Linked DNA regions of Homo sapiens: all the other regions are linked to region 3. A link is a contact called in ENCODE Hi-C or POLR2A ChIA-PET data. All regions are on one chromosome and are shown on one strand. Each heading gives the region's core, a stretch centred on a gene start or an enhancer-like site at or near the end of the contact. The rest is flanking DNA. Distances are from core to core; before and after follow the strand shown. Region 1 overlaps NAP1L4 (nucleosome assembly protein 1 like 4). Region 2 overlaps KCNQ1 (potassium voltage-gated channel subfamily Q member 1). Region 3 overlaps KCNQ1 (potassium voltage-gated channel subfamily Q member 1).

Region 1 (4,366 bases), core at 1,645-4,144, 420 kb after region 3:
AAACACTGGGCTCAGAAAGCAGGGACCAAATCTAGGTTTGGTTCGTTGATTTTAAAAGTACATGTAACAGACACCTATGTCAAACCTGTGACACAGTGAGTGTACCTGGACAGCAACTCCCTCTTTATTCAAAGTCAAAACAATGCATTGTATAAAGTATAGATCAGAAGTTTGGAAGTTAGGTATGAATGGAATTCCACCTTACCTAGAAACGTATGAATGATTAACAGACAAAAATTACACCTAAATGGGGAAAAAAATTGAAAGGAACTGTCAGCATGAAAGAAAATGAAATGCACAAAATTATACAGGAGGAAACGGCCACAATTTCTCATGATACAAAAGGGCTGCAAGATACTGAACTCGGGGTGAACAACTTCAACACTAGATCATACTTTCAAAATGGGCAGAAGCATGATTTTCACTTCTATCAGACTGCTCCCAATACTAAAACCTCCCTTCCTTCCTTGTTTTCTTTTGCTTGCACAGACTCTAACACTGCCCATCTCTCTGGAAGGTGCATGTGACAGGGACAGCAGGCTTGGCCTTATCCTGGCCACACATGCCGGGCCGTCTCTGAACTTCATTCACACCATTAGCCGGAACATGTTTTTAGTCCCTTCTCCCCCAACCAACATAACCGTTTATCAAAGGTTTCATGGGGTGTTAGCATGTGTAATCCACCACATCATGTTCTCTGTAATGGCTGGTGAGAATGCTCTTTTAGAAACCTGGGACGTGAAAGGAGACTCAAGGTTCTCCAAGGTGACAGAGAAAGCAGAACAAACAACAGAGGGGAGGAAAAGAGAAGCTGAGGCACAGAATACAGGGAGGGGGAGATACAAGTGCAACAAGGACAGAGGCAGCTGTGCGCGGAGTCTGAGGAGGTGGCCCTGCCAATTGACCCCAGTCCTTGCTTTACAACTGCAACCTTAAAAGTGTCCATTCAGCGCCCACAAGGCGGAAACACAGCCCAATAAACACACGTGGCCCTTGGGTCCATCAGACACCCCGCACAGCAGTGATGGGCAGCATTTATTCACCCAACGTTGTTCACTGGCTGACTGACAGCCCTCACCTTCCCTGTCCGCACACTGTGATGCACGCAAGGCAGACCCAGGCCTTGGTCTCCTACAGCCCTCACCGCCCACCACCACGGTGCTGCGCACAGGTACGCTTTCAGCAGAGTCCTCCCACATCAACAGGCCAAACTTTAGAAGATGAACATTTCCATGAGCAGATTATTCCCAGAGTAGTCTTTATAAGACACATTCTCAAAAAAGTTTTAAAAGCTCTTCTCCCATCCCTTCCTTGAAGGAACCACAACTGTGAACATGCATTCATGGAAACAGCCAGTTTAAACCAACTGATGACAGAGCCAGAATATCACACTGACAGCTTTTAGTGCACACTCCAAAAAACAAGGGTAAAAACAAGCAAAAAACGTCTAGTCGGACAGAGACACATTACAAAAACACCAGGTAACGTTAGTATTCTGACAGCCCATAATATACTTAATTTTAAGAGGCAAGTGAACTACACATTTCATGTTTTACAAGAAGAAACTCTTATGATGCTGTAGGATGACATTTAAGCACTTCTGATTTTAAAATGTGCCAAATGGTCAAAGTACCTTGATTTAAGTTACTCTGAGACCACAAATAAAAATCTAAATTTGCAGGTAAAATTAATGGGGTTGCCCACTCATTTTCAACTCAGTTTTCTTTAGTAAACCTTTCCAATTTATTTTAAATTATCTGAGACATATGAGATATCTAGACACATCATCTGGGCATGCTCAGCTCAAGTGCAACTGGGTCAAATGATGCCCACAATCCCATTATTCTGTTCCTTAACAAAAAGAGCCCCAAAGTCCCTTCTTTGCACCTTTTCCAAACACGCACAAAGAAAAGTTTATTTATGTTGTCAGTTAAATCATTACCTTACCTTAAAAGAATGAAACACTTGGAAAGTCAAGTTGCTCTACTGAGGAGTCTATGTAAATAAGACACAGCTTGAGACAGCTGGAAAAGCTTCTACTGAGTATGTACACTCAACACTCAAATTATAGACACAGTGTCTGAATAATCATTCCACTATTTTTCTGACACATTTTAAACTTTCTAATTAGGGAATAATGAATATTGTTAACACTACTGCCTCAAAGTGGGGAACATTTTTAAAAGTCTAAGAGTGCAGCATAATAAGTAGGTCTGGGTGGCCCCAAAGTTACCAACCTTGGGGTTAATTTCCGCATCATCCTCGTCTTCTCCCTCCTCGTCACCTTCTAATTCCTGTATTTAAAAAGTGAGAATTAGCTGGAATGACAAGATTTAAACTCTTGTGGCATTCACAATCCACAAACACAAGGAGCAAAACACTGCCTTAGATGGAAATCAATTACTGCTACCCACAAGTGACTCATCACTTCCTTTGGACACTTAGAATTATTTCTAGGTATCTTTTTGTTCTCACAGAGAGCCCTGAAAGAAACAAAATTCTGAAAAAGTAGATTTTGTTAAATGATTATTTTCTAAGATACATTTTCATGAACCAACTGCAGGGTCAAAAACGATGGAAACTGTCACAGCATTTGCTATGCATTTCTGCTTAGTGTTTTAAGAACATTCTTAGAATCAAAGACAGCGTCACAAAAAATGGGTTTAACACAGCCCTGTGAGTCCATAACCTTCAAGCAGAGAAAGCCAAAGAAACAACTTCAGGGAGGTAAGTGGCACTGCATAAACCTGTCTCTTACCTCCTCTTCTCCTTCTTCACCTTCTTCAAACTGGAGAAACACAGAAAAACATTTTTAGGTTTACAAAACATGACAGCAGCCTGCCCAAGACACCAGTCCCATCAAGTGACTCACTGACCAAGCCTAAGAGGAGCAGAAAGTCCAGCCACGCTGCCTGCTGGGCCTCGCTTGCCTGAGGAGCCATTTGCTTGTGTGCAGCGCATTTTAAAAGCATGCCAGGAAATTGAAAGTCACGCAAAACAAGGAATAGGATAGGAAGCTGGTCAGCCAGGGTGTACCCTGGACACAGCTGGGAACCTGGCACCACAGCTCTGCCCTGGCTGTTCTCACACCGAGGAGCAGGCACACAGGAAAAGATTTTTGTAAACCGATGAATTTGTTTTCCTTAAATTTTCTACAAGGCTGATCGAACCAGCAGCATAATGTTATTGGATACAGGAATCTGGGTATCATTTTACATCTCATACAAAGGGAAAAGAAACCTTAGTAGAAATATATTAAAACTTTGGTGTTTAATCTTTAAAGTGATCAATAAGGTGCTCAAAGGTGAACCTCCACCATTAGTCAATTGTCTTGAATCAGTTTCTCCTACATCCAAATACATCATTGGTCAGACTAAAAATCAAGTTTCAAACATGAGACTTACACCAAAAGCAAAACCACCTTATCACTACTGGTTGCATAACAAGGGTAGTGCATGAAAATGCAGCTTCATTTATCAACATTTCCCATTTTGTTGAGCTCACACCATGTATTTGCTTAGAGCCAACTTCGGTGGAACTTAGAAGGGCCCTACTGTGCTGGTGTGGAGTTCACACAGTGTGCACAGCCTCCTGGCGCCACGCAGCAGCCAGGATGAGATGTGGCCACGGTGCAGCGCCCTTCCGCTCTAAGGACCCTAACTGGCATCAGGCAGGGAAAGGCTTCTCAATATTCTTCCATTTCACGTCAGATCCAACGAGCCTCCAGCAGGCTCCAGGGCCTATTCCAAGGCTCTAAGGACAGCATTTTGCCCTTAAGGGGCTGTGCACAGGGGCTGCTCCAGATGCATCACCCACCTGGGCAGAGCAGGAGCTGCCACGTGCAGAGAAGACAAGACCAGGGTTCCCACATTCACCTCCTCCTCCAACAACTTTCTAGTGTTGGGGTACGGTCTAGAAAGTAACATTAGTAAAACACTTTATGCCAACACTTACTGAGTCATTGCTCTGTGCCAGGTGCTATGTTAAGGGCTTAACAAGTAACCAGAGTCTTTACCATGAGCTCTACTTACAGCTGAGGAAACTGAAGCTCAAGGAGGTGGTGGAGCTACTAAAGGGAGAATGGGGATGCGAGTCTGAGCAGTCTAATCTGAGCTGGCACTTCTAGCCTCTAACTGACACTGCTCATCAGTAGTACCTGTGCTGAACGTATTGTGAATGAAACGCACATGTACTATAAGCAAATGTGGCACAGTGCTCACCAGCAGTACAGATACCGCATATAAGTAAGCAAATAGCACACATGCATATTCAAGTCCTTTAAACTGACGGGTGTATGATCAAAACAGTTTCAGATAAGCTTTCCAATGTGTAGCCACTAGCCCTTAGCTCACTATTTAAATTTAAA
Region 2 (4,358 bases), core at 678-3,177, 260 kb after region 3:
GGGATCATATCCCTTTGACCACCAGGTCATGACCCCCAGATCATATCCCAATGACCCTCTGCCATACCATGAGCCCAAATGACCCTCAACCTGCCACAGAGACAGCCCCCACTAACTGCCACTGGGTGATGGGACCGTGGAGAGTGCCCAGCTCAGAGGAGAAGCCTGTCTGATGTGGCTCCCGTCCTCCTCTGCTGGGGTTGTCTACACTGTCCCCACTCGGTGACACCAGGAGCTGGCATTGCCTCTGGTTCTACTGCTCTGGACAGCCCTGGCAGCAGTGCCCTAGCCTGGCCCAGCACCTACTGAGACAGCCGGGCCAAGCCCCATCCTGCAGGTGCAGTCTCACTTTGTCACTCTTGGTTACCCATGGGACCCTGAACCCCATAGGAGGGGCTCATCACTCAGGGTCCTCATCCAGGTGTGGCCCATCCACACCCAGCATCCAGCTGTGCACACAGGGCCACACACAGACCCCTTTCCCATCCCCCCTTCCCATCCCACACAGGGCAAAAGCCTGACCTCCTCTCACGCCTTTGGAGCCAGTGGCTGGGGTGCAAGCTCTGCCCCCTACACGCGATGGCTGTGAGACTCGGCGAGTCACGTGGGCTCTCAGCGCCTCAGCCTCCTGGCCCCCAGTGGAGGGGACAGGCACCATTATGCCGATCGCTCGCGTGCAAAGGCCCTGTGGCGTGGGCAGTGTCACAAGCTCCTGGCCCAGGAGGCCTGCTTGGCTGATGGCAGAGCTCAGAGGGTGTGAGCATGAGGATGGCATCAGGGGTCTCTCTGCAAGTTCAAGTTCCGCCTCAACCCTACTACGTGGCCCTGGCCAGGCCTCCTGAATCCAGGTCTTGCTTTCCCCAGCTATCCAGCGGCTTCCTGCTTCTCTTACCCTCAGCAATCCCCCAAGAACTGTTCTTTTCCCCACACTAGCGTCTCTCTTTCTTGGGGTGTTTCTCTCTTAGCCTGCCTGTGGGGGACAGTTGCCACCCTCAAGCCTCTCCTGAATGACTCTATTTATAGGCCTCCAATATTGGCCAGAGAGGAAATTTAAGTCTTTTTAAAAATTCAGCTCAAGTGTGTGTCAACTTCTGTGAGTGCAACTGCTTCAGAGAGAGGCTGGGATAGGACAGCAGGCGGCAGGGGCGTGTCAGGTGCCCGAGCAGGACGGTGGCCGGAGCCCGCAGCGGCCGAGCCCTCACTGGGCACCGTGTGCGGATCTATAATCGACAGCATCAATTGCGGGAGTCCGGCTGGGCTGGCCGCCTGCAGGGGCCAGGGCGTGAGGGCGGTGCGGAGCCTTGTCTGTGCGGCAAACCCTGCCTGGCTGCCCTGGCCAACCTCAGAAAAACATGTATTTTGGTCAAAATGGGCCCCTTTTCAAACTTGTCACCCCGTGGGTCAGGGCACAGCCTGCCCCCAGCCGGTTCTGCATATTAAGCAGTGGCTTGGTCACCATCAAAAATAGATGTCCCGACCCGAGCCTCCCCTCCCTCCCGGGGAGGGGACCTGGCCGTGCCGGCTGGGCTGGGAAACCGCGGGCGGGGAAGGAAGGACGGGGCGAACCGGCGGCACAGGCCCAGCACGTCCCGGGCCCTCCCCGTCAGGTGTGGACCCCGAGGTTGTGCGGGGGCTTGGCGGCAGCTGCGGGTGGGGGTGGGGGGCCCGGGCCTCCCGGGCTCGGGTTCTGGCCCCAGGTCAGAGGTGGCGCTGGCGGCAGGTGGATGCCCAGGTCCTCGCCGCGCCGCTCCGGGCGGTGGGACCGGCTTCCTGCCCTGGCTCCGAGCCCGCAGGTGGGGGCTTCCGCCTCACTTTGGACGGTGGCGTCCACAAAATGGCTGACGCGGCGCACGGCCGTCCCTGCACGGAGCCGGTGTTTACTTTGCCGCGCGAACAGCCTTTCGTTGCCCGGGTTCCGAGTGCTCCAGAGGCAGATGGAAATTTTTGTGGATTAAACACGGGGCCGAGGCGCGCTGGGCTGTTTGGGTTGGCAACCTGAGCCCTCCCCACCCCGTTCCGCGTCCGCTGCTTCCCGCCCTGGTCCGGCGCTTCCATTCATGCCTTCCCGGGTCCCTCCGCCACCCCTGCAGGCCCGGCGTCCCCTCCCGCACTCCCGCGGCCTCCAGGGGGTGGCCCTGCAGGCCCAGAGCAGCGTGGGCCTGAACCCCTCTCCACGTGTGGAAGACGCTGCAGCAATAGGAAGGGGCTGCTCCTTTGAGGGCCCTTCTCAAACCTGGAGCCCCTCTGGCCGCCAGATCTTTGTCTGTGAAACAGCAGCCAGTGTGTGGACCAGGCAGGAGTGGATGGGGTGTGTGCCCACAAGTCCAGCACCCAGAAAACCCCCAGCACACGGTCCCTTTTACAGTGGCCTCTGCTCTCAGGAAGGTGGAAAGCGCCAGGTGGATAGGAGGGACGGGGCCGTGACCCCTCCCTCTGCCCAAGAGAAACTCTCTCCCTCAGGTCAGACCCAGGCCTTTCAAGAAGAGGTTGCAGGGTGTGCGGGCTGCCAGGAAAAGGTCTGTGCGGGTGAGGGAGCGCATCCTATGGATATCTAGAGGAAGAGCGTTCTGGGCGGAGGGCACAGCGGTTGTGGGGTGCGGGCTGAGGCAGTGCCTGGACCACCTTGGCAACAGCAGGAGGCACTGGCCAGAGCCACGGACAAGGGGGAGCCTGGGGGCGCAGACCACCCTGTGAGGCCTCAATTAGAGGAGATGGGGGCTTGGGGCCCCGGAGGGCTGAGATCCAGCTCATGGCTTTGGCAGCATTGTTCTTGCACGTTCAGGATTAGCCGAGTAAGGTGAGCCTGACAGCGGGGCCAGCACGCAGCCCCCTGCCCCTCGCCCCCTCCCTGCCCCCAGTCCCCCACATAGGTGTCAAAGTGCACAGCACCCCCTCTCTTCCCCGCCCCCCGGGAGCCGCAGGTCAGGCACACAAGAGCCATCTGTGTGGGCGGCAAGGTGGCTGCCTGTCTGCTGCCCGCAAAGGGATGCTTGTCCAGCAGGGTGAACACCCCGTCAGGGCAGGAGCTGCTGAGGAGATGCTGATGCCTGGGTGACTCATGCTACCTGGCCACCCATCCTCGCTGGGCTACAAATGGGTTCAGCCTCATGGGCATCAGGCAGGGCCCGCCTGGGTGCACCCGACAAACACAAGGGCTCTTGTTCTAAGGCTCTGTGATAGCCCCTCTTACTGAGAGGGACCATATCCAATAACGGGTGGAAATTGCACTAGCAGGGTCATGTGAGGGCTCCGAGCTTTCTCCAGAACCCAGGAATATCCTCAAAACTGAGGCTGGGCACAGTGGCTCACACCTGTAATCCCAGCTCTTTAGGAGGCCAAGACGGGGGGATGGCTTGAGGCCAGGAGTTCACGACCACCCTGGGCAACATAGCGAGACCCTGTCTCTATGAAAATAAAAATAAAAAATTAGCCAAGCGTGATGGTGTGTGCCTGTGGTCCCGGCTGCTCAGCAGGCTGAGTTAGAAGAATCGCTTGAGCCCAGGAGTTCAAGGCTGCAGTGAGCCATGATCACACCACTGCACTCTAGCCTGGGCAACACAGTGAGATCCTATCTCTAAAAATAAAAGTAAGAAGTATTTTTTTTTTAACTGAGGCCCTTCTGGAGGGATGGAGGGACCAGAAGTCACAAGGAGCAGAAAGGAAAAAAGCAAAGGAATCCTTCTGAAGCACTGTGGGCATTTATTCATTCACCTTGTGCCACTGCCTGGGGCTGCAGTGTGAGTAGGGTGGGCTGGCCCCTGCTCCTTAGAATGTACAGCCCCATGGCTGGGCAGGGGGACGCACATAGTGACCCGTAATTACATATCTGTCTGTGTGAAGGAGAAAGTACTCGGTTTTCCCAGTCAGTGGAGTCAGGAGCCCAGAGCCAACCAGGAGTGAGTGAGGAGGAGGAGGGTGACACAGGGTGGAAGAGTGTCCAGTGTGTGCAGCCTTGCAAAGGCCCTAGGGCACGAGGGCACATCCTCCTGAGGCCATGAGAGCAGGTGAGGCAGAGCTGGTGAGCGAGGGATGGCCCGGCCGGGCCAAGGATCCAGGGGTGGCTCCGGCTTCGTGGGAGGAGGGTTACAGGCAGGTGAGGATGCAGTTCCAGGAGTGGTGAGGGGCTGCTGTGGGATGAGGGAGAGCATCAGCACTTTGGACTAGGGTGGAGGCCTTGGGGCCAGCCCCCAGTCTGCCAGCCCCACCGATGAGAACAAGCAGACTGAGGGGAGAAAGGTTGGAGAAGGACCCCGAGCTTCTGCTGTGAGCCCCCACGTGGGGATGCTTTGCTCGGAGGGGTGCTGAGGTAGGAGGGTCAGGAGGGTCTGGAGCTGTATTTGGACTTGGCAGGCAACCAA
Region 3 (4,163 bases), core at 50-2,549:
GCGCTCAGGTGGGAGGGGCACAGTGAGAAGGAGGTAAGCTGGTGCTGGCGGGGCAGGCAGGGACCCCTCCCAGGGCTCACAGCTTCCAGCGGACAGCAGGCACAGGGCTGTGGGGATCAGAGCACAGGCAGAAGTCACCTGACAGCAGGTTCCCGAGGCTTCAGGCCTGGAGGAGTGAGGACGGCTGTTGGGTTCTTGATTCCAGCAGAGGGAGGCTGTGCAGGGTTGCAGGAAGGACGGTTGGGGGCGCTTCGGGGAGGTACGAGAAGCAAAGGTGTTTGCAGCCCTTGGGGCCAGGCGGCGGGAAGGCCTGTAGACGCCAGAGGGCGCTCGTGCTACATGCAACTCAGGAGCTGCTGGCACCCGCCAAGGAGTGCTGAGCGCGGGGAGCCCAAACCACAGCCTTGGGGAACCCAGGAGGGGCCGGGCGGGTGCAGGACCCGCATGAGGGATTCCGAGAGCACGATGTTTAAATGTTGGGGGAAAAAATGGATCAAAGCGATGTGTTCCCAGGGAGCCCCTGTTTTCTCGTTTCTTTTCGTACGCCCAGCTTTGCAGTGCCAGAAAGCTGTTATCTCAGCACTGCTAAGGAAACCCCAGCGCGGCCTCGGAGGGATTAGGCATTCTGCTGAACCAGGGATATGCGGTGGGCCTGAAAAAGCCATTTCGGGAGGAATCTGGTCTCGGCTGGGGTCCGGCCGGCACCGTGAACACCACGTGAACACCACGTCGGAAATCTGCTGGGCAGGGAGATTTCCTCAAGGCCTCCCAGGGAGGAGAGCCACTTCCTGGGCTGCAAAGAGGGCCCCAACCTGGCTTCTGAATTCAGAGGGGGCTGTGTGTGCACGTGTGTACGTACGTGCATGTGCACGTCTGTGTACCCATGTCTGTGGAAGTGGCACACGTGTGCATGTGTGCACTCAGTGTACGTGTGCGTGCCTGTGGGTAGCTCCGTGCGCACATGCGTACACATATGCCTGGTGTGTGTGTGCACACGTGTGTCTGACGTGTGTGTGCTTTGCGTGTTCTTGCCTGGGAAGGAGTTCCCGGTTTGGGTGGCTCTCCTGTTTCTTGCCGAAGCCAGCTGCTGCTAGAAACTGGCCCCCTGCTCTCTGCAGTAAGAGACCCTGCCCTGGCCCAGGTGAGGGCCTGGCTTTTGTCTCCAGGATCACAGCTTTTGTCAAACTCCACACAAAGAGAGAGGCACTCAAAAGCACAACACAAACACGGCTAGTCCGCGCCTTTGGTGGTGAACATACCAGGGAATTGTCCTGCAATGCCTGTGGTTAAAAAACCCCGTGAGCTGCGGCCCCGGAGGCCTAGGGGATGAGGTCATCGCTGCGGCTTCCTCCCCTCTGCTGAGGCTCCCTCCGCCCCGCCCGGTGGCCCACCCCTCCCGCCAGCTGCAGCCTCCACTGCCTGGGTTTCTGCTGCGCCTTCAGCACACAGCGAGGCCTCAGTTTCCCTCCCAGCTCAGAGCAAGGCCTCAGTTTCCCTCCCAGCAGCAAAGTGAGACCCTGTAGGGAGTCTCTGGGCCTCCGTGACGGCCCTGGGCGGCCCTCTCTGTGGAACAAGGTCGGGTCCTGTCCTCAGCGCCCTGGCCTCCACTTGCTCAGGGCGCCCGCAGGCCCGCAGGTCCTCACCTGGTGTTTTTCACCTGGGACCCGCAGCTGCTCTGATGAGGAGCCTGCTCTGCGCACGGCCTGGGGCGGTTTCCCGCAGCACCATTTCTGCCGCTGCCGGGAAAAGACGCAGAGCAAAGGCACCTTTGCCCAGGTTGGGGAACCAGTGGGTGACTCAGGATTTTCCTCCACCCACCCCGAGGTCTGACTCCCTCTGCAGCTGCCGCCCGCTGAGGGTTGTCTTCCTCCCTGCCTGCCTCGCCCTGCCTGGTGAGCTCCTATGGGTCTGACGAAGCCCCGTCCTGCACACTTGCTTCGGGGGCAACTCCCCACTAGACTGGTTGCCCAGGGACGGGGGTACCCACTCCCTCCTCAGGGCTGCAGGGTGCTCTGGGAAGAGTTGTGTCCCTCTGTGGGCCTGTGGGCTCACTTGCCTTTTTGTCCCTGTCACTTGGGAGCTACCCAGCTAAGACCGGTCCCCACCACCCAGGCCACTCTGAGGCTTCAGAACGCGGTCGTCTTCTCCCTGGCAGGGTTGTTTCCGCCTGCATTTGTTCAGCCAGCAAATCTTTATTAAGCACCTACTGTGTGCCAGGATCTATGTGCAAGCAGCCCATGGGCTCATGAAAGGCAGAGCTGGACTGAGATTCCGCACCCCTGGGATCCTCACTGCAGGGCCCTGTGTATGTGCGGGCTGGAGCCCTGGTTCCTGTCTGCACTGAGCCCCTGGAGCTAGGCCCAGAGGACTTGACAGATGTGGGCCCTCTGTCTGCACAGCCCCCAGGGCACGGGGTGGCCTGCAGCTCTGCCCAGCCAGACTTCAGGTCACTGCCCCATGAGCCTGTAGGAGAAACTTCTCACTCATCTGTCCTGAGACCTGCCTGGAGCCCACCCCAGGGAGACAGAGGCTCTCGGAGCCTGTTCAGGGTGAAAGGACGCTAGACACTGGCCTGCAGGCTTTGGGCGGGTAAGGGTAGCGAAGGTGAAAGTGGACCAGGGGCAGGTGGAGCAGGGTAGGCCCAAGTGTCTGTCTGGGGCAGCTGGGGACACCCAGGTGGGCTGAACTTCAGCTGCCACCCAGCTTCAGCTGCCAAGGCTCCTCCCGGGTCAGGGTCGACCCCTGATGTCCCGGCAAGAGTTCCAAGAACAAAGGCTCAGAATCCACCAAGCGGAACTTGAAGCCACTGCCCTGTGGGGACAGGAGAAGTGACTTGGCCGGCTCTCCGGAGCCCAGTGTTGATCACTGAGGACCACCGGATACAAGTCCCTCCTGCCTTCCCCTTTAGTGACACTGAAGCTGTTGAAATCCCCATCCACCAGGAGCTCCTGGTCCTGGGGAGCCCTGTGCAACCCACTCACTGCCTTTCAGAGCCCTGTGGCGTCTCTCTCATGCGCTGGCCGTAGAGCTTCCTGAAAGCATCTCTATCACCCACTCTGCACCTGAGAGAGGGCGGTCAGGTGACTGGTACCCCCTGAAGACCTGGGACCAGGCCCCCTGCCTCTGGGAATCCATCAAAATGCTCCCTTCTGAGGCCGCTTTGCTGGGCGTAGGATCAGCCTTGCTTTGAGGGCTGTTTAGGAGAGGAACCCCGGCGCTGCTGCTCCCCGGAGGCAGCCAGTGCTTGTGATGGGCACCCTGCCTCCAGTGTTCTGCTTCAGGGTGTGGGATGCACAGCTGGGGGCAGGGGCGCTGCTGAAGCCACAGTCTCAGAGCCTGAGGCCCACGGGGCATGGCATGAAGACCCGGTGGTTCTGTTCCCCCGGGACAGCCTTGGTCCAGCCTCACTGGCCACATGCTCTGCCGAGCACACCCGCTGCTGTCCCCAGCCACCCAGCCCCATGCACAGGCCACGCGGCGACAGGGGCTGCTGAAGGAAGGCTGGTCCGCTCCCTGCCTGTGACAGGAGCTCAGGCTCAGGGCAGCAGGGGCGCTCAGCTGGGCCGCGGCTCCACGGTGTTAAGGGATTCTAGAAATTTCCTGCTGTGCCAGGCTGCAGCAGAGACTCCGGCCCCACCAGGCTTCCTGTACTTGGTGATAAACACACCATCCGCACTGCCTGCGGCTCTTACAGGAGTCTCTCGTGCACCATTGCTCAACCCCCGAGAGTTATGGAAGGAAGGGAGGCTGGGGTGGGTGCCCCGAGTGCCTTGTTGGAGTGGAGGCTGGCGCTGCCCTGCCCCACAGGGTGGCTGGCAGGGCTCAGCAGTTGCCTGGCCTGTGGGGGCAGAGGACCTGGGGAGACATGCTGAGCCCTCCCAGCGAGACACTGAGGGTCGGGAGGGTAACATGTGATTTTGAGGCCACCCGCTACAGCTTCTTGGGACCTCCCTCTCTCAGGCGGGTCTGGAACCCAACAGAGCTGGTTTGGGCCACAGCAGTGGCTTCCCAGGCTGGGCTTCAAAACCGGACACAGGGCGTGGCTCTCCCTCCCAGCCTGCCAGAGGGACCGCTGGGCCTATCTCCAGCCACGTGGGTCGCGAGAGTCGACCTGGGCTGCGTGATGGGGGACCCCAGGCTGGGCGGCTTAAACCGTGGAGGTC

The links. Hi-C counts contacts between places; a loop is a spot of excess contacts on that map. ChIA-PET counts read pairs that join two places held with the same protein, here RNA polymerase II (POLR2A). Pooled maps may share reads with other maps.
Region 1: a map of endothelial cell of umbilical vein shows a loop between it and region 3 (14-fold over the local background). The contact joins two enhancer-like sites. A Hi-C loop is called at or near these places in 3 of 168 maps with a recorded cell type or tissue (CD14-positive monocyte, endothelial cell of umbilical vein and naive thymus-derived CD4-positive, alpha-beta T cell) and 1 of 50 pooled maps. POLR2A ChIA-PET finds 5 or more read pairs at or near these places in 1 of 52 experiments (activated CD4-positive, alpha-beta T cell).
Region 2: a loop to region 3 is called in a map of heart left ventricle, with 2.0 times the contacts of the local background. The contact joins two enhancer-like sites. A Hi-C loop is called at or near these places in 2 of 168 maps with a recorded cell type or tissue (heart left ventricle and tibial artery), 1 of 37 single-sample maps with no recorded cell type and 4 of 50 pooled maps. POLR2A ChIA-PET finds 5 or more read pairs at or near these places in 3 of 52 experiments (AG04450, PC-9 and common myeloid progenitor, CD34-positive).

What each region holds. Positions count from the first base shown.
Region 1 is chr11:2,949,022-2,953,387 of GRCh38, forward strand. It overlaps NAP1L4 (nucleosome assembly protein 1 like 4), which reads right to left. Exons shown (of 16, transcript NM_005969.4): 13 at 2,759-2,788; 14 at 2,238-2,294; 15 at 206-243. The coding sequence ends at 238. Among named protein-coding and RNA genes, the nearest start is that of SNORA54, 13 kb to the right of the region's middle. Within about 2 kb of position 2,895, at least 4 of the 41 ENCODE cell types and tissues checked have a DNase peak (open chromatin) inside an H3K27ac peak, as active enhancers do; they include CD14-positive monocyte, where a contact is called at or near this core.
Region 2 is chr11:2,790,049-2,794,406 of GRCh38, forward strand. All of the region lies in intron 15 of KCNQ1 (potassium voltage-gated channel subfamily Q member 1), which reads left to right. It overlaps LOC124902614 (a long non-coding RNA gene), which reads right to left. Exons shown (of 3, transcript XR_007062554.1): 3 at 4,047-4,127. Among named protein-coding and RNA genes, the nearest start is that of KCNQ1-AS1, 69 kb to the right of the region's middle. Within about 2 kb of position 1,928, at least 10 of the 41 ENCODE cell types and tissues checked have a DNase peak (open chromatin) inside an H3K27ac peak, as active enhancers do; they include heart left ventricle, where a contact is called at or near this core.
Region 3 is chr11:2,532,637-2,536,799 of GRCh38, forward strand. All of the region lies in intron 2 of KCNQ1 (potassium voltage-gated channel subfamily Q member 1), which reads left to right. Among named protein-coding and RNA genes, the nearest start is that of KCNQ1, 90 kb to the left of the region's middle. RefSeq lists enhancers at 60-169, 2,920-3,420 and a silencer at 926-1,086. Within about 2 kb of position 1,300, at least 16 of the 41 ENCODE cell types and tissues checked have a DNase peak (open chromatin) inside an H3K27ac peak, as active enhancers do; they include CD14-positive monocyte and heart left ventricle, where a contact is called at or near this core.